2 separate regions of the Mus musculus genome follow, and region 1 is linked to region 2. The links are chromatin loops, found by intact Hi-C in ENCODE. Cell type or tissue: heart. All regions are shown on one strand. Each heading gives the region's core, and the rest is flanking DNA. Links, peaks and the distances in the headings are about the cores only.

Region 1 (12,827 bases), core at 2,978-10,977, 370 kb after region 2:
ATGCATGCACACAAGCATGCACATGCACACACACACACATGCACACAGACAGACACATATACAGACACACACATGCAAGCACAAACAGACACACTCACATACACACAGACACACAGGCACACACACAGATTTTTTAAAATCTTGACAAAATATGTCTTTACCCACCACATAAGTTGGAGAAATTCACAGCATTCACCTTGTGTACAATGTATCAGAGGAAGTCAGCACAAATAAATGGTTCAAAGCAAAGTAAAATGACTCTAGTCTGTTCCATATAATTAAACATTTCAAACTGTCTGGAAGGGAGGGGTTTCAAACTTGCTGGCACCTAGAAATGATAATATCTGAAAAGACGGAGCCACTGGTTGTCTGATGTGACTGGTCTACATTGCATATGTGCCATTCTGTGCCACAGGCCTATCAATAATTAATTACAAATGGATGCCAATCAAAAGCACCCAAAAACCAGCTTTCAATGTGCATCGTCACGTGAATTTGTCATGCTGTCTTCTCCTGTGTTTTTATCCTTTTAAAAACAAATGTATGTTTTATGTTACTTAAAAATAAACAACTGAATGTTATATTACATCCCACAAAGGCATACACACATATTTATGTTATTTTTAAAAGATTTAAATGCCAATAAAAGAAATATAATCTTAACACCATAATTATCTGACACAAAGTTTCAGGGAACAGAAAAATAGACACATCATACAGAGAGCTAACTGACAAATGTAATTAAAATTGTATCAGTAATCACATCCAATGAGTTTGTTAGACATGCTGGTCCAAGAAACTCTAAGATAGAATAATAGTGTAAGAATCAACAACTATTTATGCTCTATAAGTGACTCACTGTGTATATTAGGGTTCCACAGAAGAATATAACAAGTAGAATATATGTGTGTGAATGTGTATTATATGTAGGATACATAAATAATAAAGATATATTATATATAAATAATGAAGACATAGTTGGTTTGGGTGATGTATAAGTGCATACATTTAGTGTGAACCTTCACAATTTCTGTTCTGAATGCCATTCTAGCTGTATATAAATTCATTTAAGTTTCAATCTGGTTAATTTCAGTGTGTCATTTCCTTCGATGCATTCTTTCCCCTCTGCTTCCAATTATTCGTCAAACCCAGTTTTAACCTCTTGAATACAACTGTCCACAGAGGAACTGCTAATCACTTGAATTTTTTCAGGGGAAAAAAAGATACCGTCATCCCTCTACCCTCAACTCACTACCTTAAGAGATCTGCTGGATTCCACGCCCATTCATCCTGAACTTGGGGAATTAAACCTAGGCTTAAGTATAATAAAAAACTTGCTAAAATGCCCTTTGTCCTCTTACTGGAATATGCACTCTTGCATGCAAAGCGGAGGGGCAGGAAACACTGACAGAACCAGAAAGATAGCTGAGTACACTGAGAATAGCCAGAGCTTCTGCTCTTGTGTTTTGAGTTAGCCTCTGCCGCCCATACCTTGAGAAACATCAAATTAAAAGAATGTGACTCAAGACCACGAAAAAAAAAAAAAGAAAGAAAGAAAGAGAAAGAAACCACGTAGATTTACAGGCCTGCACACAAGTCCATAGAGTTGCACAGATCCAAGCAGAAAGTTTATGTTCATCTGAGAATGGAAATTTCAGCTTCTTCCAGAAGCACCATCTGTTTCTGCTGGCTGGTCTTGGTTTGAATTATTTATTACAACAACCTCACATTTATCAGGTTAACATTTGGATTGGCTCCTAAAAAATGGCAAATGTTTAGGATTTTTGAGTAGGACCGTAGAATGGAAAGATTAACTTTACCGTTGTATTTAAGTCATTTGTGGGGATCTATGTTATAATCAGAACAACAAGGAGAAATCATAGCGTTAACTATGTTTAATAAGTTTGATCCTTACAGATATTCAAGTGGTCTACAAAATGGTATTGCTCATGATAATCTAGAATCTAATTATTTCGTGTATAAGTGTTCTGCCCACGTATATGTACACACACCACATGTGTACACAGAAGAGAGAGTCAGATCTGGAACTGGAGTTACAGTGAGCCACCGTGCGAGTTCTGGAAATCCAATCAGAACTCTTTGGTGTTCCCTTCAAGAGCATCAAGTACTCCTAACCATTCGACCATCTATCCAGTCCAACACATTATTTTTTTCAATATTAATTGGTGCAATTTTCAAACTAAAAAAATAAATAAATAAATGCAATTCCCCACCATAGTTAACACAGGATATTTCCCTTATCAGTCTGCTAATGAGGAATGGAAAAGAACAGAGTTCCCAGAATCAAAGTCAGGACTTTAAAAGCTGACAAACAGCCCTCTGTGGATCTTTACGATCTGGTAAGTCTCAGTATCTTAAGAAAAATATAAATGACTTCTGAGAGGTAACATTAAAGATAAAGCGCCTGTTCTGAAAGGATGAAGCACAGGAGCAGTGGAGAAATGCATCCTCAAGAGACAGCATAAATGGGTGGAGATGTACTAATCACCGAGAAAGTTGGGTTTCCAAAATAGAAGAGGAAATAGAGGCTTTCGCATGTTTCAGAACTCCATGTACAACCTCTTGGCTGAATAGGCTAGGGCAGCAATGCTCCAATGAAAGACACAAATTTAAAGGAATCATTATGGGGTCTATGAGGGCAGGACCCGTGCACTTGCAACCGAGGTTGCATTGCATACCAATAAACTAACTGAACAATGAGAACATCCAACGCCAGCGGGGTGTATGTGAAGCACCTAACACGCTGACTGTCACTGCTTAGCAGTACAGGGCACTGCAGGGTGTGGGCTGTTTCCCCTTGGGACAGCTAAGACAGAGAGCTGGTCCTTACTCTCCTGTGCTTGGTATCCCAAAAGCATATCCCCTATAATACAGCGGCAGCACCAGAAAAGATCAAATTCACAAGCACGGTTTCTATGTGTTTCGTGTCCACACTGGGGTAAACAGAGAAAATCTTCTATCTAGGGATCATAATGGGGGACCTTTGTCGTAACATTTTCACCTCCTTGAGTTGACAGGACGCTACCTGCAGGCCATGAGCCTGACCAATACAGTGCCGTTTCATTTTTCCCGAGCTCTAGCTGAATGCAGCTCTAACGAGCCAATGGATTCAGGATCCTTGGGTAGGTCAGGCATCAGCAACTTGTGAATCAAGGCGGAGCTCAGAATTCCAGCTTCTTCTACTTTGCCTTCATTAGTTCGTTTTCTAGTTGTTGGGGGTCTAGGCTTTTCTTCTCTTCCTATCATGGTTGTTTTTAAGTTTTTAAACATTGCTATGGGTCGGAGCTTGTAGATGTCTGCATGTTTCTGTGTGTTCATGTAAAAGCCAGAGATGCCTGCTCCCTTGAGACACAGTCCCTGACTGAACCTAAAGATCACCATTTTCCCAGATGGGTGGCTGGGCATCCAGCCGCAGTAAATCCCCTGTCTCTGAGCACCCGTTCTAGGTGCTGGGGTTATAGGCATGGGTCGTCATACCTTGCTTCTTTACCTGGGTGGTGGGGATCTGAGCTCAGGCCCTCAAGCTTGCATGCAAGTCGTGCCACTGAGCCATCTTCCCATCCTCTGATGTGTTGCTCAAACAGTCAGGACTAGAATTAACTAAGAAGCAACTCTCTGTTTGAAGGTGTTGCTTTCGTGAATGTTGGCCCTTGGAAGCAGTGTAGACAAATGGGTAGATTTGTTATCACAAAGCTAGGCTGGAATCCTGAGGACTTTGGGGAACAGAAAGAGCAGCCTGATGGAGATATCCGAGTCCCATATGACCCATGTTTCCCCTAACATGAAGGATTTCAGGCCATGAGTCATCCGTGGCTTAGCTAAGACTTTAAATCTTTGCATTTCAATCCCCTGAGTCTTTATGGAGGATGGTCTTTAAAGAGATACATACCATGCCTGGCTCCTGAGTGGCCTTTTCCAGATTAGAGTATCAGTTACCCAGGGCCATCTTAAAATTCTACATTGTTTTTTAACCTCTGTGTGTGTGTGTGTGTGTGTGTGTGTGTGTGTGTGTGTGTGTGTGTGTTGTTGTTGTTGTTGTTGTTGTTGTTGTTGCTGTTGCTGCTGCTGCTGCTGCTGCAATCATATGGAGATCAGAGGGAAACTTGGAGTCAGTTCTTCCCAGCAACTCTGGTCCCTAGTCAACTCTGATCTGTGTTTCTCCCAAGCTACTACTTGTGCCGTCTGTCTGTCTGTCTGTCTGTCTGTCTGTCTGTCTGTCTGTGTCTCATATCTATCTACCTTCCTATCTATCTATCTATCTATCTATCTATCTATCTATCTATCTATCTAGCATCAATTAGACATAACAAGGGTCATCTCAGAAGAGGAAACCTCATTTGAGAATGCCTCCATTAGATTGGCCGGTAGGACATTTTCTCAATTAACCACTGATGTTAGCCAGGCCCACCATGAACAGTTCCACTATGGGGTTGGTGGTCCTGGATGGTATAAGAAAGCAGATTGAGCAAGCCATGAGGAGCAAACCAGTAAACGGCACTCCTCCATGGCTTCTGCTTCAGCTCCTGTCCCCCAGGTTCCTGCCCTGTTTAAGTCTCTGCCTTGGTTTCACTCAGTGATGGGCTCTAATCACCAGAGCATATAAGCAAAATAAACCCTCTCCTCCCCAAGTTGATTTTGGTCTTGGTGTTTTTCCACAGCAATAGTTCCCTGGGATACCACTGAACCTTCTCACCAAGCTGAAAAAAATCTATATTATTGAGGAAAAAAATCATAATCTATCTTTCTTCCCAAGTCCAACAGTCAAGTGTGTTTCCTCTCTGGATCCCTCACTTCGGTGGCTGTACAGCAACATCGCCAGCTAACCATAGAAGGGAGATCTGCAGTGTGGCCTTTGAGTCATTAGTTCTTTGTTGAATAGTCTTCATGCCTCCTTCACTCTCAGTGGCAGTTCCCCATGACGTACTGCTGGCAGGGGACAGGAGCCACACCTTTCATTACAAAAGCAAAGGAAGGGAGATCACAAGTCCCTCTGCCCAGTGGCAGTAACGACCTGAGTGTATGGTCTACTCCCAAGCAAATGCTTTCTATTTGATTCTGGAAGGAAGAAGAAATATGTACTAGTCATCACTTCCTGTCTTAAGCACTTGGGAGGCTGAGGCAAGATTTTGAGTTGGAGGCAACTCTGGGTGGGCTACACAGTATTAATTTCCTGAGCTAATGGTCCAGTTGCCCCCACTATCCTTCTTGCCTAGCATTACACTGATGCAGAGAAAGGTGAAGTTAGCCCAGTCAATGTCAGGTCGCCCAGCAGAAAGCCTGACGAACAATACCGACGGCATCTAAGGAGCAAGGCAGCCAAAAGAAATGAGCGCTCATGATTCAAAACCTGATAGACCGTTAAAATAAATATCAGAACAAAAATACTTGGTTAGGTGAGGACATTTTTCTTTCAATCCACAACTCAGAAAACAATTATAGTCACAACACAGATCTTTTGGATATGTTTAAGATTGTACTTTTTAAGTGAGAATTTACCATCTCGTTCAGTATGAATGTATTATAAGCAAGTTTTAACTTTAGGAAATAGTTTTGTGGGGCTGGAGAAATGGCTCAGCAGTTGAGAGCTAGCTGCGTTGACAGCTGACCTGGCTTTATTACCAGCACACACATGGCAGTTCACAACCCTCTGGATTCCCGTTCCAAAGGATCTAACACCCTCTTCTGGAACCTCCGCAGGCCTTAGGCACATAGCTGATACACAGACATACATATAGAGAAAAACATTAAATAAAACAAATTTTAAAGTGTTTTCATTAAAAAGAAATCGTTTTTTCACCTCCTAAAAAGAAAAGAGCAACTAGAAAAATCAGCAATGATAAAGACCTGTTTCATAAAACTAATTTTGGAGTTTTAGAAGAATCTTTATTCATAAAATCACAGAGCAGTAAACAAAGTATGTCAACGTTTATATATCTTTATTGAACCATCTTAGTAAGAATTCATCACCAATTTATGAAGAAAAAAAAACAACTAGAAAGAACAATAGGAAAGGTCTTCGGAGAAAATTTAAATCATTTCTAATCCAACATCACAGCACGTTGGGGTCAGTTGGACCAGATGAATATTTCTCAGTCATATTGGGATGGCTCCCGCATCTCCATCACCATTATCACTTATGCAGAACAACAGTGGGCTTGTGGATGAAGAGAAGGCAGGCAGTGAAAGGTTATTTTAAATATGTCCTACTGCCTGACAATGATGACCTAAGTGACCAATGACCACTGGGGTGTGGGAGCTCTCAGTCTTTGGGCAAGACTTAATTTTACATCCAGTATTTGTTGGGGTTCTGTTGTCGTTTCTTTTTGATTTATTCTTCTCCCATACATGACAACCCTATGGTGGCTTCCTCTCCTCCCAGTCCCTCCTCTTCCCCAAACCCACTCCCACTCCGATTTCCTTCAGAAAAGAGCAGGCCTCCCAAGGGTATCCACAAACACAGCATAACAAATTACAATAAGACTAGACATAGACCCTCACATCAAGGCTGGATGAGGCAACCCAGTATGAGTTTTGGGGTCCCAAAAGCAGGCAAAAGAGTCAAAGACAACCCCTGATTACACTATTAAGAATCCCAAAAGAACACAACCTTAACATATAAGAGGACCTGGGTCAGACCTATACATGCTCCCTGATCGGCACTTCAGCCACTGTGACCACCACCACCACTCCCCACTCCCCCACCTCAGTTAGTTGATTCTGTAGGTTTCTGACCCCTCTGGCTCGTACAAACCTTTCTTGCCTTCTTCTTGCCAGAGCTCCACCTAATGTTTGGCTGTGGATCTTTGCATCCAGTATTTGTAATTCAGGAATTAACGATGTGGCGGGGGAGGGGGGCACGGCTGGGAATATAGTTCAGACAGTAGAATGAATGCTTGCCTACCATGCTCAAATCCCTGAGTTCAACCCCCAACACCACATAATCCAGGGGAGACAATAGTACTCACCTGCAATCCTAGTACTCAGGATAGAGAGGCGAGAGGATCGGAAGTTCAAGGTAACCTCCGACTACAGGAGGTAGAGACCAGCCTACTGGTTACATGAAATCTTGCTTTAAAAATGAAAATAAAAATGATAATGAGCAGGTTAGTGGTAAATCTGACACATAATATTTTTTTGTGAAAAGAGTTATGACCAGAGTGTTTATAAAGTAGCAGAAGCAACTAGTCTGTAAACGAAAAGGAATGGGCAGTAGAAGTTGGACATCCAGATAAAACAAAAGTTTCTGATACAATATTGAGAAATAGCCGTAGTTTTTCTACATGTAATTTCCAATACACGGACACGGGTGAAACTTAGGAAATACTCTGATTTGGAATTTCTGCGATCTATCTCAAGGCAGCAGGAAAGTAGAGAACAGTACCCCGCATCCCCAAGTTTAACCCATGTCACTAGTTATTAAGGTTGTATAGAATGCACCTCACCACGTAGTTAACAGTATGGTTTTTTTTTTTTTTCAACACTCCACTTGTCACAAAAATGTACAAATAAATTAATATCTCTAATCTAAAACCAAAAAGAAAATGCCTTCAGACTTTGTCAAGTAAAAACTCAAGGGAAATGGACAGATAATAAAATATTGTATCTCAAAGACTGCAGAAGTCAGTAACCTTTCCCTGTAACATTTAGTGTTGGCTAAAAGTCAAAATGATGGCCTGACCACAGCAAATAATTTGCCTGGCGCTTCAGCGCCACCCAGTGGCCGATAATGGTTGTACAGCCCAGCGAACACCAGAGAAGAGAAAACAGCCAGGTAGGTAATGGAGACCCCATAAGAACAACTCTGCACCAAAATTTTCAGAGGTGCAAACCTGCTTAAAAATAGGAAACTAGGGCTGGAGAGATGGCTTGGCGGTTAAGAGCACTGACTGCTCTTCCAGAGGTTCTGAGTTCACATCTGTAATAGGATCTGGTGTGTCTGAAGAGAGCTGCAATATAAGCACATAAATAAAATAAACAAATCAATCTTAGAGGAGCAGGAGGAGGAGGAGGAGGAGGAGGAGGAAGAGGAAGAGGAAGAGGAAGAAGAAGAAGAAGAAGAAGAAGAAGAAGAAGAAGAAGAAGAAGAAAGAAGAAGAAGAAGAAGAAGAAGAAGAAGAAGAAGAAGAAGGAAGAAGGAAGAAGAAGAAGAAGAAGAAGAAGAAGAAGAAGAAGAAGAAGAAGAAGAAGAAGAAGAAGAAGAAGAAGAAGAAGGAAGAAGGAAGAAGGAAGAAGGAAGAAGGAAGAAGGAAGAAGGAAGAAGGAAGAAGGAAGAAGGAAGAAGGAAGAAGGAAGAAGGAAGAAGGAAGAAGGAAGAAGGAAGAAGGAAGAAGGAAGAAGGAAGAAGGAAGAAGGAAGAAGGAAGAAGGAAGAAGGAAGAAGAAGAAGAAGAAGAAGAAGAAGAAGAAGAAGAAGAAGAAGAAGAAACAACAAAATCGTTCTGGTAGTTACGGCTATCTGTATGTTGTAAAAGCCTGGGTCCTCACTACATCGAGTAGAACCCGGTGACAGGCGGGCCCACTGTATACTGAGCACCAAGTACACCTGAGAGTAGGCCCTGTCTCCGTGTTTTCTACAACTGATGTCCACAAAATTTCTTGGGAAATGTTATTGTCTTTGTAAAGCTAAGTTCGCTGAAGGAAGTGGGAAAAAAGGAAGGAAAAACTTCTTTATTCTGCCTGGCTCACACTGTAGCCTAACCTCGGGGGGGGGGGGGGGTCCCCGTATTTTGTTCTCAATGCTCAGTTAATGAAGAAATGGGATTCCTCCAAAGTCACATTAGAGACGTGCTTTTCACTGTGTTCACAACGGCCACTGAAAATCCAATAAGGAAATAAACGCTCCCCAATATACACATATAATACGCACCTGCTTTTAACAGGCCTTGCTTGTCTTGTTTTCTGCATCTCTGATTGGGGCTCTGACATTGGCGTTTAAGGAGCACACATAAACAAGTTCAACTCTGACAAGAACATTACGACCAAGTGTATGACTGGAAAACTGAGTCTATCTGTTGTGTGTGGCTTCCCCCACTTCCCTTCGGCTATTATTTTTTTAGATTCTAATCTAAGGAGACCAGAGCTGGGTTAACTGAAAGTGGAGATAAAATCAGTGAGGGGAGGGTAGACCAAGTCAGTTCTATTCAAACTCTGAGAGGGGCCTAAAACACAAGAAAAATATGCCAGCTGTTTCAAGAGCCACGTGTCCCCGGCCACCTTCCTTCATCCCAGGATGTGCCCAAGGTAATCACAATGAGCCACTTCAAAGAAAAAGTGAGGTTGACCAAGTCCAGTGTCAAGATGGGGGCATCTGGAGTCCAGCCCCCCACTCCCCAGACACTTCTTAATTCTTTTATTTAGGATAATAATTTTTTTTGAGACAAGGTCTCACTCTGTAGCCCATGTTAGCCTGGAACTCACTATATAGCCCAGGCTAGATCAAACTCATAGCAATTCTCCTGCCTCAGCCTACTAAGTGCTTGGCTACAGGTAAAAGCCATGTCTGTGTATATTTAAACCATCTCTGGGTCCGTTACAACACCTAACATAAACTCCTGTAAATGGTTTTCATACTGGTATGATTAAAAAGATAATGACAAGATCTTAAAAATCTGCCTGCGTTCGGCACAGAAATAACTTGATCCTAAATGTGTGGTGGATCGTCTTCACTGCCAGCTTGATTGCATTTAGAATCCCTGGGAGGCCGGTGCGGCACAGACTCTGGGTGTGTCCGTGAGGGAATTTCCAGGTGGAATTCGCACGAGTGGGGAAGCCCCAGCGCAAATGTGAGCAGCGCCCCAGCATGGGGTAGGAACCCAAGGGGAACTGAGGTGGCACGGGAGAAAGTCGGTGCAAGACCTCTCTGCTTCCGGTATGTCCCACAATGCACCACAAGTCCCTGTTACCATAATGTTCTGCCCGAGCACATGGGTCAAACTGACGTACTTGTTTTTATTTTATATACATGAGTGTTTTGCCTGTGTGTAGATAGGTGCACAGTGTGTGAGCCTGGTGCCCGCAGAGGTCACAAGAGGAAAGTAACTCACTCATGCCTCAGTCGTAGTCAAGTTTCAGCGCATACCCCAATGGGTTTCTTTGAAGGGCACACTAAGTAACCATGTGTTCATGTCTCTGTGTACATATATGTGTGTGGAGAGAATCTGTCAGTTAAATTCCATCACATGAGCAGGAGTTAATGTATGGTACTTGATTATACAATAAATCCTTCTCTAAGAAGCCTACTGCATTGATGAACGTAGAAACAGCCACGCACTGTTGAACGATGAGAGTGTATTCTATGAAATGTGTCATTAGGCAATTTTGTTCTGAGGCCAATATAGTGTGTGCTTATGGAAACCCACTTCACATCCATTATCGCACTGTGTGTGCAGTACAGCTCACACATTATATACAGTAGCATGTCAATACAATATATGTAATACAGTATCTACAGTAGAGTAAATGCAAAAAAGCACATAGGTACAGCAAATGCATTATACTACATGCATTATAGTACATGCACTATACACAGTACAGTATAAGCAGGACCATATAAGCAATATGATATATACGGTGTAGTATAGGTACCATAATATATCCGGTATAATAACTATGGTATAAGTATACTGCATGCAGTATAGCATATACAGTATAGCAGAGGCAATATATCCAATATAAGACATGCAATATAAAGAATATAGTATATCTAGCACAGTATTTTAACACAGTGTATGCAGCACAGTACCTACAATAAAGTAATACAGAATGATATATATATATATATATATATATATATATATATATATATATGCAGTATAGTGGAGAATGTACAGTTGCAGTAAAATATATGCAATGTAGTGTGTTCAGGATAGTATATTGTACATGTGAAGTGGAAACTTAATGGTTCTTTGGAAAGTCGGTTGAATGGTGTTTTGCTGGGCCAAACACGTGAAGGAACCTTTAGCTGAAGCAGACACAGATGAAAGGATGTTCTGCTAAAGCAAGCACGTGAAAGGACACGTGATGAAGGAGTCTTCGATAACAACAGCATGCATTGGTCTGCCTTACATTGTGCAGTTGAGCTGCATTTGTCTGGACTCCATAAAGAGAAACACACCAAAAAAACTTCTGGTGGTATGCTGCAGTGTCTTGCTTCCGAGGACTCAGGCCGATTGGCAGAGTGATGTCAGCTGAGACAGATGCACATGCTGACGTAAGGCCCGTTGGAGGACACATGACGTTTGGAGGGTATGAATAGGACTCAGTGGACAGTGACAGACTGAGCTAGGCTTGCTTATAGAGCTAGCTGTGCAACGCATGTGGTCTTGCATCTTTGCTTCCCTGAGAGAGGCACAACTGAGAACTTCTCCTGGCGTTCCTCCTGGTCCCTCCTGCTGCTGGCGTGCCTGGCTGTCTCTGCTAGGTAGCGCCACGGCTGCTGATTCCTGTTTACTGCACCGACTCTGCCAAACTAGACTACTGGTGCATCCATGAAGTGTTTGCAAGCAGATCGAGCTACTGCTGCTGACCTGTGAACCCAACTGCCGATTTCAGACAGCACAGGCAGAAATTGCTCCAAAGAACCTTTCTAAACGGATCCACTTCCCATCTCCTTTCTTTCCCACTACCTCTGGTGGGTGGTGGGCTAAGAGGGAGGTTAGAACATATAAGAAACATCATTAAAAATAGGTTTTGAAAAAATTCAAGTTAGATATATGCAGTATAATGTATGCAGAACAGTGTGTGTATACTCAGTATAATACATCCAGTATAGTTTATATGCATAATAGTGCACTCACATAGTATATACAGTACAATACATCCAGTATGATATATGCAGTATAGTATAGTCAGTATAATATATCCAGTATAAGGCATATAAAATATGCAATCCAGCATACCCATACAATCGACGCAGTATAGTGTATATAGCACATACATCCAAAATAGTATGTGCAGCCCAATATACAGAGTATAGTACATGCATATAATATGTGCAGTATAGTACATACAATCTTTCATGTACGTGACTATAAATCCTTTCCTAATTATTTTTCAAGCAAGGAAGAAATCAAAGAAAAGGTATTCGTTATATTAAAATGAATGCCCTAAGCTATAAAGTCAGTTTCACGTCCCTAACTATGGAAAGTTAGAAGCAGGGTAGCCTTTGTGAAAACCATTGTCCTAGTATGGCATTCCCTGGACTGTGAAATTGATGCATAAATTACTCCTGCGTAAGAAAAACTTAAAGTCTCTGCTAAGCATTATTTCTGGATATATCTGGCTCTGCAGAGCAAAACTCCTGTGTGTTCAAAGGAGGAGTTCTTGTTTCTTTTCTCACGTAAAGTAAAACTAGTTCATTCCCTGCGGCTGGAGGTTTCTAAGTGACTCATTACGCTCCTTAACTGCATAAGATCCTCCAGCAACTGTGCAGTGTCTGAGGATAAGAGTCTAACTACTGGATACAACCTCCAAGGCCTGTGAGATGTTCTGAGGATAACAGTCTAATTCCTGAACACACCCTTAAAAGCCTGCAAGTTTTAGTAGCAACCTCAGGCTCCTTGGCAGCCCCATTGCATGTCTTTGATGTTAAGGCTGAGCCTCCCAACCTGCTCCCATTGGCTTGGGTACGACCACCAGAACTTCCACCGCCTCTATTGAAAAGGGTTTTCTCCCTGGCCTACACTTCATCCCTCACTTCTTGGTTTAGCTGCCTCCCTCTCCGGGCCCGGCATCCATGCCCATATCACTATCTTACAACATTCTCTGCCTCTTCACAGCATGTTGGGACGTTGACATTAATTATGAGTC
Region 2 (12,827 bases), core at 2,690-10,689:
ACTGTCAGGGGTGTTGGGAAAACTAGTCGAGGCTGAACATTCTTTATATGCAATAGCTGTCGGCCCAACCACATAAGCTGTAAGGCAGACTTCTGTGGTCATCAATGCTAAACATATTTTCAGCCAGATCTCTTGATTATTAGTTTCATACAGCGTGAGTAGAATGTGCACATGATCTCTGTGTGAAAGCTTTCACAATGTTCTTACCGAGTCAGGCTACCCCAGACTACATTTTAGTGAGCATTGAAATGTATTTGTTAAAGCATGAGAAATACGCCTTTCTGTAGTGGCTTGAAACTAGAGAACGGGTGTTGATTGGTTTTTCCCTGGACAAGCCATATTCTTTCTGAAAGAATGGCTTTTCACTGAAGTTCTCTGAGAAATGAAACATTATAATCTTTGCACGGCGGGGGATATCATTAAGCTTAAACAACAAGCGACAACATCTGCTGGCTCCAGAGATCCAGTGGACTGTGCACAAGTGTCAGTTTCCCTTCTGCAAGATCTAAACTTTGCCACTGATAAATGATATTTTTCCCCCAGTTAGGGATTTGTAAGTCACCAGTTCTTAGGCTGGCAAATGCAGGCGGGATGAAAGCGCAGGTCATGGTCACAGGATAATGTTTGTCGGATGAGGAGTAAATCAGTAAACAGGGGGGGAAAGGTATGTTTATGCTTGAGGCCATGAGTTGGGAAAGAATACTGTACAAGGCTGAGGATGACAACTGGGGAAACGTGTGGCCGTGTATGTGCAAGCCATGCCTGTGAGTTCATGCACGCACAGGTGAAAATGCATTGGGCCAACCTGGACATGAGAAGAGGTGTGTATGGCCTATGAATATGTAAACATTCAGACACACTGTATCTGCATTCTTCTATTTATGCCTGTCATGAGCGCATATATACAAATGAGCTATCTTAGCATAATCTACACCTTGTAAAACAAGGCTATTTATAAAGGCTATTCCTTAAAAATGAAAACTTTAGTTATGTAAATTTACTAGTAATTATTATATCCCAAAGACTGGTCACATATATACACAAAATGCATTCTCTTTCTTATATCTTTAAGTGTTGAAGTTAGTATCAGGGAGAATAAACAGTGGTTTTTCTTCACTGGGGACCTGTGGCTAAAGAATGAAGGCTGCTTGACTTATTGTGAGCATGCTTACTGAGATCTGCTGGGACACAGAAGTAAGGAACTTTGAGTATTTTTACAATCCAGAATTTAAATGTTTTTTAAGTCTGGTCATTGAATCTTAAGAAATGATAAAGAATACCTTTGGAGTTTAGCCTAGTAATTGACATTTGGGGTCCCTAGAAAAGTAGCTTTTAAAATGTGCATTTCTTTTTAATTCCCACATTAGCTACGATCTCTCACCTGAGTTCCAAAAAGTCCCTAAACAAGGATAGAACAAATGACCTCATAGCCCTTCAGGTAGCATGCAGCACTTCTTGCAGCAGAGAAATAAACAAAAAGATTGTGAAAGAAAGTCAAAGCAAATTTTACTATGTTAACCACTTTGTGTGTGCTGCTAACCTGAAATTAAGAAACATGCAATGCATATGGCCAGACATTCATAAATTTTCTTATTTATTCATTTCTTAAAATTTATTTATTGAGCAATGTTTGTGTGCTAGGCTAAGTTATGGTGATTTATCCACAGGGTATCATAACACAGAGTAGGTATTCTGTGCAGATGCTCGACAGGCACATGGATGTATAGAGATTCGGTGGAGAGTATAAGAAGTCCTGAGATTCTAGATAGGCTCAGAAGCATAAAGCTATGCCAGCACGCACAGATCAAACCTACATCTGAGCATCAAAATCATGTTCTCCTATGACAAGCAAAAGCACCCAGACAAAACTTTTGTAAGGTAACATTTCCTAAGGTAGAAAAGTAACATTTCACTTTCTATTAGGTAGAAGTGATCTTGGACTAGCTACATGTGAGTGTAGTAGAAAATTTAAAGGAAATTTTGTAATGTTTAAGGTCTTTGGAGAGGCATTATCTTAGAGAAAGGAAATAGAGAATTTGTATATCACAGAGCTGGAGAGATGACTCAGCAGTTACAAGCACTTGCTGCTATTACAGAAGACATGAGTTTTGTTCCCAGAACACACACTTGGCAGCTTACAAACATCCTATATGTTTATCTGATTCCAGGAGATCTAATGCTCTCGAGAGGCATATGCACTTGTAACACTTACACACACACACACACACACACACACACACACACACACACCACACACACACACACACACACACACACACACACACACACACACAAACAGAAATACTTGATACTTTAAAAAATAATCATTAAATACATGCATATAACATGTATTTCTTTTCTTCAAAATATGCTTGTCTATTATAGCACCAAAAGTCTTGTGCAGCAGAAACATATGCATTCTGGCCACAGGCAGGCTAAGCTTCAAGCCTAGTGTGATATTATGAGGAAACACTGATACTGATGTAGGATTTAGACTCACAGAATGATGAAGCCATGTCATCCTTGGGTGGTGTTTGCTTCAATTTTCTGGAACTTCTAATCACACCTAGAGTGTAACCATGGTAGTCTAAGTGGTAACCAGGAGCCATGGCAGTTAGACCATGAACACATGTCTACCTATTCTGCTGTGAAGTGGCTTCCATTGGATAAAAATGTCCACAAGAGAGACAAGGGCACACATGTGAGTCCCATAAGATGACACCCATCAGTTCATTCCCTCTGTGCAAATACTCTGTGATCCTTTTAACTAAAATCGGCCAGAAGAAGAAATATTTAAATATGGGGGGTTTACGACTTTCCCTCACTTCCACTAATCCCTGTTAAAATATTGTAAATAGCTCAGAGCTTAGAGTTGCGAAACAGAGACCTAAGAAGACTTAACCGAAAATCTTTTGTAAAAGATTCAACTAAAACCTTACAACAGATAGCTAAACCAATCCACTTTGATCCATGAAAATTATCTATAGTCTTTATCCCTCTTATCTTTAAAAAATGAAGAGCGATCACTCATATGTAAAGCAGATAATTTTATAAGAGTTTTACTAAAACAAAATGTCTTTTGAGATTTTAAAATGTTTCTATCAGTAATTCTGAATGAGGGCAATTTTGATTTGTTCGGCTTCTCCAGACCCGCAGAGCCTCCCATTGCTCCTGGGTGTGGGCACTGCCTGACGAGTTTCCTGGGAGAAAGTCCTGTGCTCCCTTCTCATAAAGAGATGGATGGATGGGTTTTGTAGGCAAATAATGATGTGGAGTTCAAAGCACTGACGGAAAATTTAGGCATTCCTAAAAAAAATAGTGCAATAATATTTGTTGATTTTTGAATTTTGTTTTTGCTCTGTCTTCAGATGGTGAGTTGAGACAAGAATCCTGGCCAGGAACACTCAGCTAGATCTGCAGGCATTACTTATCGTGAGGAGGATGCAGGCGAAGCTGGAATCAGCTTTTATTTTGTTTTGATTATGGTTGTTCTAAAGAAACATTTCACACATATATAAACATAATAAATCATTCTTTTCACAAAATATCCTCCCCCAAATCATTCAGAACTAACTGGAATTGAATTGTGTCAATGTTTTTATGCCTTTATGCCAATGCTTCATTGAGATCTAAGTAGTTTTATTTTGAGTAAAATGTGATGGGGGACAGGGGAGGTGGTCTATTAGGCAAAATCATTGCTCTGCAAGCATTAGACTTTATTTTCAGATTCCCAGAAGCCACATAAGGCTGAGGGTAACCCTAAGAAAGGAAAACTGAAAAGGGTTGGAGAGGGGTGTATCCAGGAGCATCTGAACAGCCAGTCCAGCAAATCCAGTGTGTGTGTGTGTGTGTGTGTGTGTGTGTGTGTGTGTGTGTGTGTGTGTGTGTGTGTAAAGACACACAGACAGACAGACAGACACAGACAGAGACAGAAAAAGAGACAGAGACAGAGACAGAGAGAGGGAGGGAAGGAAAAAGTGAGGGAGAGAGAGACTCTGTCTCAGAATATAAGGTTGAGAGTGAAAGATGCCCAATGTCTGGCCCCTGTGTTTCCGTGCACAAAGAGTGCACTTTACACAGATAATACACAAAAACTCACTGTGAGGTGTAGCATAATATTAAATAAACTGTTCCTGTCTTGTTTGAACTCTGTGTATTTCTTTTGTGTGGCCTCTTTTTGCTTGTAGAGAAAAGCACATGGTGAGATAGGAGTTTGAAGTCCGCTGTTACCGCCAATTTTAGCTATGGTAACGATGTTAAACGTAAGGTTGTGATCTAAGTTCTCCACAATGACAGATCACATGACCTTGTCTTAATGGAGCCTATTATTTCATGTGCTCATTTGAAAGAAATGGAAGATACAGACAAAATGTGTCCCAAGCTTGAGAAATAAAGTCCATCTTTTGTCACATACAGATGTAAAGACTCGCACTAAACCACCAGTGAGAATTATCTCTTCTTTATTGCCCCCCTTAAAACTAAATAGAACTTAGCTTATTTTCTTCTGCACTTCTACCAGCCCCCAAGTGAGAGCAAAACAGGAGTCAAACAGATCCCTTCCTAACGTATTAACTTCTGAAACAGTTCCCCCATTTCCCTCTAGACTATGGAAGTGTTCTCTGTGAAGTAATAGGTCACAATACTGTATACATTATAGAAATGAAACGAAGCATTTGAGTGATAAGAAAATCATCTTAATAGTTTTCTATTCTTCTCTAAAGGTGATTCCCAGAACCATTTTACAAATACACCAGGGTTGGTGGCACAAAGAATACATATATTTAATATAAATGCTGCATGTAACCACAGAAATTGGTTGATGTGTGGACACGCACCTATTCCAAGTTGTGTATGTTTTCTGAAGATTGCAACTAAGAAATTGTGGTTGCTGATGTGTGCTTCACAATGAAGTTACATATCCAGCTGTCAGACTAATCTAGACTCTACAACTCTATTAATCTAAACTCTATCAGCTAAATGTGATTTTAAAAAAGGAAAAAGAAAGTTGGTTTTCTCTCTTACGAACCACAGGAGTGGTGAGTTGGAATTTGAGTAACAGATCTGAAAATCTACTTCTTATGCTGCAATTACTGCTGCTTAATTCTGTCTCCTCACTGTTATGCAGCCAGCATATGCTGTTACTACTTCTCAGGCACAAACAATTATAAAGCTCACTTGACAAATTATTAGAACCGGCTTAGAAAGGCCAATAGGTTTTACCATTCTTACAATTTCCACAATTTTGTTTGAAACCATGACTTTTCTTTGGCTTAAAGGTACAAAGGCCAAAACAATGTTATTTACCATGTGATTTTAAGGTAAATCTAGGTAAGAATGAATTATAATACTGATTTGAAATGACAGAGAAGGTTAATTTATGAGTTTGCTAACTGCTTTGTTACAGATACTGGACATTATTCTGTGTAAGAACACAGAAAGCAAAGGAATGCATTTACAGCAAACACCCCTATTTCACATGAGAGTGACTAGAAAATTTATAAACATAATTACTTCAAAATATGTCTTCTTTATGTGAACGATTTCTCTTTATCCTGCTGGGTAAGTGCACAAGTGCTGAAACTTTGCCAAATACTATTCTCTGGATTTATTTAAAATAAAAAGACAAATAAAAACTAGAGTAAAAAAATAATATAGATCAAAGTTACAAGAGATCAAATAGGGACTGCCTCCCCACTCCCACACACATTTTTCCTCAAGCAGGTATACATACATGTACATACACACCACAAACACACACACACATACATACACATGCACATACACACACATACTACACACAAACCCACATATATACATGCACACACATACATACCCATTCACCCACACACATACATAAACACAGTCACACATCCCACAAGCATACACATACAAACATTCACACACCACACCACACACACACACACACACACACACACACACACACACACGTATACCTTTAATACACACATGTGTGCATGTGTGTGTACATGTATCTTGACATTTTAATCGATCACAGCTGTTTCCAGTTTCCATTTCCATGCCATTTTTTCTCTGGCATGTAATGTGAAGATATCACTTCTTGTTTCCTTATTAGCCTACCGAATTTTCTTAGAAGAAATACCATCTGTCAGGATATATTTACAGAACCATGTATCAAAGCTTCACTCAGTTCACATGCTAACTTTTCAGACTTGGATGCTGAAGTCAGGTTGATCGGGAACTGCCTTATGCTAAAGTCTTGAGACTATGATTGCAGTTTTGAGGTCTGGGGTGCACTCACCGACATATTTGTCTTGTGGTCTAAAAGGACAGCAGAGGGAGCCCCAGCATGAGCTAAGATGAAGCACGGGCAGAACAAAGACTCTTCAGGGTACAGAGACAGGCACAGTGCCCTCTACTGGAGTTGCTGGTACACTCAGATTTCAACCTGAAACTGTGAGCCCTGAATCCTAAACCTGTTCTCAGCAACCTTGATTAGTGTCATAGTTAGGGCGCATGTAGCGGTGCTTTCAAAGTAAAGTCAACCTTACTTTCAGTTAAAAGTAAATACTTATTAATGATATTTGTTTATAAATACTTCATAGTGTTTCAAACAGAAAGATTAAAGAGCTGTACATTTTATCTGATTTTAAGAGGTTAAATTTCAAAAATTTACACACACACACACACATACATACTCACAAGTTTTAACTCATGCCCTGGTGCTATATTTAATGATTTGCAAGAGTTAAATGTGATATAGAAGGTTAAAAGAAAGTAAATACCTATGTTAAAAATACATGAATTTTGTGCTTAATAAGTCAAACTAATTTTTTTTGGAAACCTCACTCATCTTAAAAACTATTTTTTCATCACTATACAAATAACTTATTACAAAATCCTAACATGATACATAATGAACATCCTTCGTTTTGTGCTTACATAAGTACACGAATCTCAGGTAAAATAGATTTGGTCTTGCAGTACACGAACACAGTCTACGTTAAGGTTTGGGTCAGGGTTTATGTTGACTGAATGGCATATTAAATGTATATAATTTCCTTGCAGTGGTCTAAAGCTAAAGCCAGTTTAATCAATCCATTTCAACTTCTGCTAACTTCATAATTCTTTTTGAAGGCTAATGTACAGGAAGAGACCTTTTAGTTCCAAGTGTTTGATGAAGCCGGTAATTTTATTCTAAATATACAAATATTAATTGTAAGAAATCTCTCATTGTATTTTATCATGTAAGCAAATTCAAATCCACTATAAATGGCTTGTGACCAAGGCGTAATCATTCGAAAATAAGCTCACTGGTGGCTATCATTTTTCAGTAAAGTCTAACCTTAGATTTAAATAACATATAAGAAAGCATTATAGTACATTTAATTATCCCTATAATATTTTAGATGAGAAAATATTTGTTTCCCTAATATTTTATTATGGCTTTACCACTACTGGAAACATGTGAATGTGTTGTGGGAAAGAATATATTTGATGTTTTATTTACATTTTTGACTAATTGAAATTTTCTTTTCAGTGGTTTTTGTTGACTTTTATAACACTGTTTTCAAATGTATACCTTTAATACTAAAAATGGTAGATATGTATATATGCTGACTGTGTGCATATAGCATTGATTTACAGTAAAACTACATTTTACTGTTTTGTTTTCAGACAAGGCTATTGATAATGTAACCTAGGCTGACCTTGAACCCATGAACTTCCTACTACAGCTGTAATTACAGATATGAACCACCATGCTTGGCTAGAAAAAAAAAATCTTTTACTCGAAGAAAATGTGACTCTCAAGAGAGAGAAACATCCTCAACCTAGCGATTGAGTATAAGCAATTCTTTCTCCTTCATATTGGCCTACTAACATGAATAGTTTTCATTATCTATGCCAGGAAAAATCTTCCTTAGCTCTGCCTTGTTTGACCTGAAAAGCCATGAGGAAATTATAACCACCACCCGTGGCAACACATGGCTCTGCATCTTCCAAAACACAAGCCTGATGATCCAAATAAGTAAGAAGAACGCTACGTCACATATTTTATTTGATACATTTTAGGAAATGAATATTTAATGAGAAAAGGCACAAAGAATTTAAATACTGAAAAAAATGTGAGCTTGGTAAATTTAGTTATTGGTTATGTGCTTTTAAATGTATTTTGCACCACAAGTCAATGAGATGAATACTATTTTAATATTGTCTTACAGGTAAAAAAAAATATTTAGATTTACAGAAACAAAAATGATCAAGTAACAGAGCTTACATGAGAAGCCTTGGCACTTGATCACAGCCATTCTTGGTTTTGTTATGTCGCTTGTTCTTTAAAACTACAGCATTCCATCAAAAGAAATAGTAAAAGTTTATTATTGAGGGGAAATGTACAGAGGCTGTAAAAACACTTGTTTTCCTTTGTGGTAAACTCTGAGCATCTTAAACACTTAAGAAATGAGGTCATGGGTGTGGCCCATTACATTCATCCCATTTAATAGAAACTTCTTACAGATTTCTTCCTCAGGGACAGAAAAATTCAGAGAGCTAGCTAGATATGTATCTGCCTGGGTACATGAGACTATTTTTACAAAGATACGTTTTTCAAAAGCCCATGTCTTCTGTATTTTCAATTGTCAGGGTTCTTATTATGGTAAAAATTAAAGGACAGAAATTTCACTACTCCAGCTCTTATTCCCATCATTCTAACAGTTAAAGTATCTATAATATATATATATATATATATATATATATATATATATATATATATATATGTGTGGGGTGTGTGTGGGTGTGATATCACATTAAAGGGTATATAAGGAGTGAGAATTTGATAATTATAGCTAAGTAACTTAGCTAAGGAAAAACTAATTTTGAGTGTGTAAGAATAACACTTATCCTAACACAAGGGATTTTTTTTTCCTAAGCCTTCCCATTGAAGCATGTGTTGGATGGAGGGAAGATTTTTAGAGAAATAACCATTAAGGATAACTGGTAAGAAATACAACATTTGATTTCATAGGCATTACCATGCTTCAAATGTGAAACGTATCCTACATGCCAATCTGAATCCTGCACCCCCAGTAAAAAGGACTACATTCAAAGCTATGGAGTCCTTAAGGAGATGAGGTCTGATTGGTAAAAAAACATATCACCATTCCATGGTCTTAGAAGGTTATCCCAGACCCTGGTTCTCACCTGAACTTTCTGTTTCCTGCACTGGGACACGTGAACCAAGCACAGTCCAGACATCCCTGCTGTAGTCAATCCTAGCACCAAGCCTTCCTCCATCATGATGGACTGAAATCCCCTAAAAGCAATGAGCCAAAACCAAACTCCTTTTCACTTTCATTTTTTTCTGCCATGTATTTTGCCACAGGGATGCAAAATAAATTAATACATTGCTTTTTAGAAAAGTTCTACCCATGATCATTCATAAGTGAAATTAGTATTTAGTACAAAGGTTATGCTCCCATAACTATATATAGCAGAACTTACAAGATCATAAAAAAACCTTCATCTTCATAATTTCTGAAGCCTAAATAGAAAGCCAAAGACCAATTTTCATTAAAAGTTCAGTTTATGACCTAACACAATCACTACTTCTGGCATAACTAGGCAGTTTCAAATATTTCACTTGTATTGATTTATTCATCCCCCCTTCAAACTCCTAAAGGCAATCAGCCTGTTCTTTCCAGACAAGGAAACTGAAGCACATAGCTTACAAACATTTCCCAAGTCTGAAAGGCCCCTCTAAGTTAGTGCAGAGCCACAGAGCCATGTTCATGGATTCGCCATCAGGCTTACTCTTAAGAAACACCTGTCATTAAGTTCCATCTCAGAAGTTCTTCTGTGCTTTAAACCGCAGTAAAGGAGAGTTGGGAAAAGCCTCAGCTGAGTGCCAATGCTCCAGTGTTCTGCATACACTGCAGGTATCCGAGAGGACTGTGGCTGTAAGTCAAACAGTTTTCTACCTGACAGCATTGCAGACTCCGTCTGGAATCTGAACAGGACGCTGCATCTCCCTCCTACGCTGTCATCATTTGTCATAGACAGCTTTCTTTTTTGTTTTCTTAGCCCCCGGGACAGTGTGGAAAATTCCACAGGATAGTAGGAAGACACCATCTTATTAAATGAAAGGTGGCGTGGATGGCCACATTGATATCAACTTTTCCCAAACTTTCTGGTTTGATGAGGGGAGTTATTTTTGCTTTAGGGTCTTTCGTCAAGCTGTTGCAAGTGGGAGTGTGTCTCTCTAGTACTAGGTGGATGATGTCTTCTATAGTGTTCATATTCAGCTTCTGCCCACCTACTTTGTCTTGAAGCTTGGATTTTGTCTGTCCACTTATCTACCTCTGTGCGCCTTAACAGATTTCTTAACTAAGGAGTATAGATTTAAAAAAGGAACATGCCTGACAAGGTTGTCATAATGTCCATAGTATGCAAAAGAGATTCCCAGAGTAGGTGAAGCCTTTACCAAGTGATCCCTCAACATAAATAAATAAATAAATATTATATATATATATATATATTTAAGTTGGGAAAATCAAGTTTAGAAGTCTAAACTTAGTCCTGTACATGAATACTAATCATTCTTGGAACTATTTCAGAGGTAGAAATATGTTTTCATTCGGTTATTATATTGAAGACACTGAGATTTAAATTAATCACCTGGGAGTAAAATGTGGCTTGTATTTGAAATGTCCTCAGCCAGCATGTCTACGATTTCTTAAAATGTCTTAAAAATTTCTAATATTTTTTCATTTTTTTTTAGATTTATGCATTTATTTTATGTACATGAGCATTTTGTTTACATGTTTGTGTGTGTGTGTGTCTGTTACCCTTAGATGGTCAGAAGAAGATGTCGGATTTCTTGATCTGGAATTATGAATGGCTTGTGTCACGGTGGGGGTATCAGGAGTCAAACCCGAGTCTTCTGGAAGAGCAACAGTACTGCAAATCACTAAATCATCTCTCCAGCCCTGGGGTCATTTTTTTAAAGCTACTTTGCAAATGCAGTAATGTTTTGTAGGGTAGGAGAGGTTTATAAAGTAGTATAGAGGGATAGAGCTGGGCCAGGGTGGAGCCTTTAAAGTCCTGGCCTTTAAAGGCTCCATCCTGGCCCCTTCTTTTAGCAAGTCTTTCTTTCTAGCCCACTGTGACATGAGGAATCGCCTCCGCATGCTCCTGCATCTATAGAGTCTGCTGTGGATTCCCATTACAATGGCCTAGGAGCTTCAGAATCCATGGCGCAAACTAGATGTTTCCTCCAAACATTGGTTTTTGTCCATTATTCTGTCAAAATTACTTAACTAATATTGCAGGATACACTGCTTTGAACTTTATGAGAAGTGCACCCTATCAATTTCTACATACTGTTGCTGACCAGTGTATGTGCTTTATTTTGCTCTCTTTAATGAAAAATAAGTGTCATTCAATCTTGGGTAGTCTATATTTTGAAGACATTGATGTCCATGATCATTTCATAGACATTGTTCCCCTTCTTCAGAAAAAAAAAAAGTAGATTTGGGCCAGCAAAATAAATCCTAGCTTTATGACTATCATCTGTCTATAGGAGAGAAAGTTCATAGAGCCTTGACTTTGGCAATTTGAAGTACCCTTACTCTACTAGAGTCATAGGATGTATTAAAGTGCTATTATTTCAATTTACCAGTTAATAAAACATAGTGATTTTCTTTCAGGTATTCTTATAAGTTCTGTGACAGTCTGAGATAGCCTCACCACTGTAGAAAGCTCCAGTTGTAAAACTATTTGAGTTGGACTTCAAAACTTGAATCCCTCAGCTCCTGGTTAGTTATGTATCTTTGGGGAAATTATTCAGTGTCTTTGAACTACAAATTCCTTGCTATCAGTACATACCTCATACACACATTAAATCTGAGCAAGAGTCTAAGATACTTCACATAGAACCAGCAGGTGGTAGCTATTGGAGTTGAGGTTGGTTTAAGCATTCAAGAGCAGGTTGAAGTAGGAGTGCCATAAACCTCCTGATCCTTAGATACTCTGACTCTAAAAATCAGCGAAGCCAGACATAGAACTTTTTCTTTCAATTCACAATGTGATCCTAGTGGATATAATTCAAGCTCTCTGACCTATGTATATGGGATCCAGCTGTGGTCAGTCAATAGTTAGAACTAACTGAATACTTTCAGCTGAGGAAGTTGATAGCATTATCCCAAATGGTGTATTTCCCAAATATTGTGCCACTGACCCTTTCAATTTGTCTCTGCTGATAACTTCATGTACTTGAAGCATTCATACGTGCTTTCATCACGAAACTGAATCCTGACAGGTGGACCAAAAGTAACAAGTATCTCTTTATGCTAAAATCACATCTTTAACATAATTGAATTTACTTAAGCACTTTTGGATGACATGCGAAATGTCAATAATGGTTTGACACACTCTTTCTGATTAATATATGTGGTACCCAGAGCAGGAGGATGAAAGGAGCACTTCAGGGGTAGATGTGTCCCTTGGGAGTCTGCTTGTCATTTTAAAAACACACAATAGCCAATATATTCAAATCCCTCTGCTCAATGCAATCAGACACTGGGACACAGAACATGATGGTCTGTTGGGACAAAGCCCAGGTATTTCTGCCTACTTACTTTCTCCGGGGCTTAAATTTTTAAATTTAAACTACAAAAGAAAAGGTGTAAGAAAAGAATTTGCTATGCAAGAGAACAGTTGAACATTAGTTGTCAATTTCTTATAGAATTGTTTTCTAATAATCTCTAATGCTTGATCATTTATTGCTTTCATTATGGAATGTCACATGGGAGAGGGAAAGGGGTCTTCCTTAATTCCAGTGCTGACAAGAT

The links. A loop is a pair of places that touch in the nucleus more often than their neighbours do. Peaks named below come from ENCODE experiments on the same cell type or tissue, not always from the same donor. Only the 100,000 strongest peaks of a DNase experiment are listed, where the experiment ranks them.
Region 1: a loop joins it to region 2, with 16 times the contacts of the local background. A loop is called at or near these places in 2 of 42 quality-filtered maps.

Annotation. Positions count from the first base shown.
Region 1 is chr3:127,965,992-127,978,818 of GRCm38, reverse strand. Gm35667 (a long non-coding RNA gene) reads right to left here and starts at 7,898. Exons shown (of 3, transcript XR_376055.4): 1 at 6,987-7,898; 2 at 6,773-6,881; 3 at 5,939-6,175. In heart, for the core only: a CTCF peak has its summit at 7,736 (motif pointing left); no DNase peak of the experiment used is centred there.
Region 2 is chr3:128,330,754-128,343,580 of GRCm38, reverse strand. No RefSeq gene overlaps it. Among named protein-coding and RNA genes, the nearest start is that of Gm52639, 37 kb to the left of the region's middle. In heart, for the core only: a CTCF peak has its summit at 6,353 (motif pointing left); no DNase peak of the experiment used is centred there.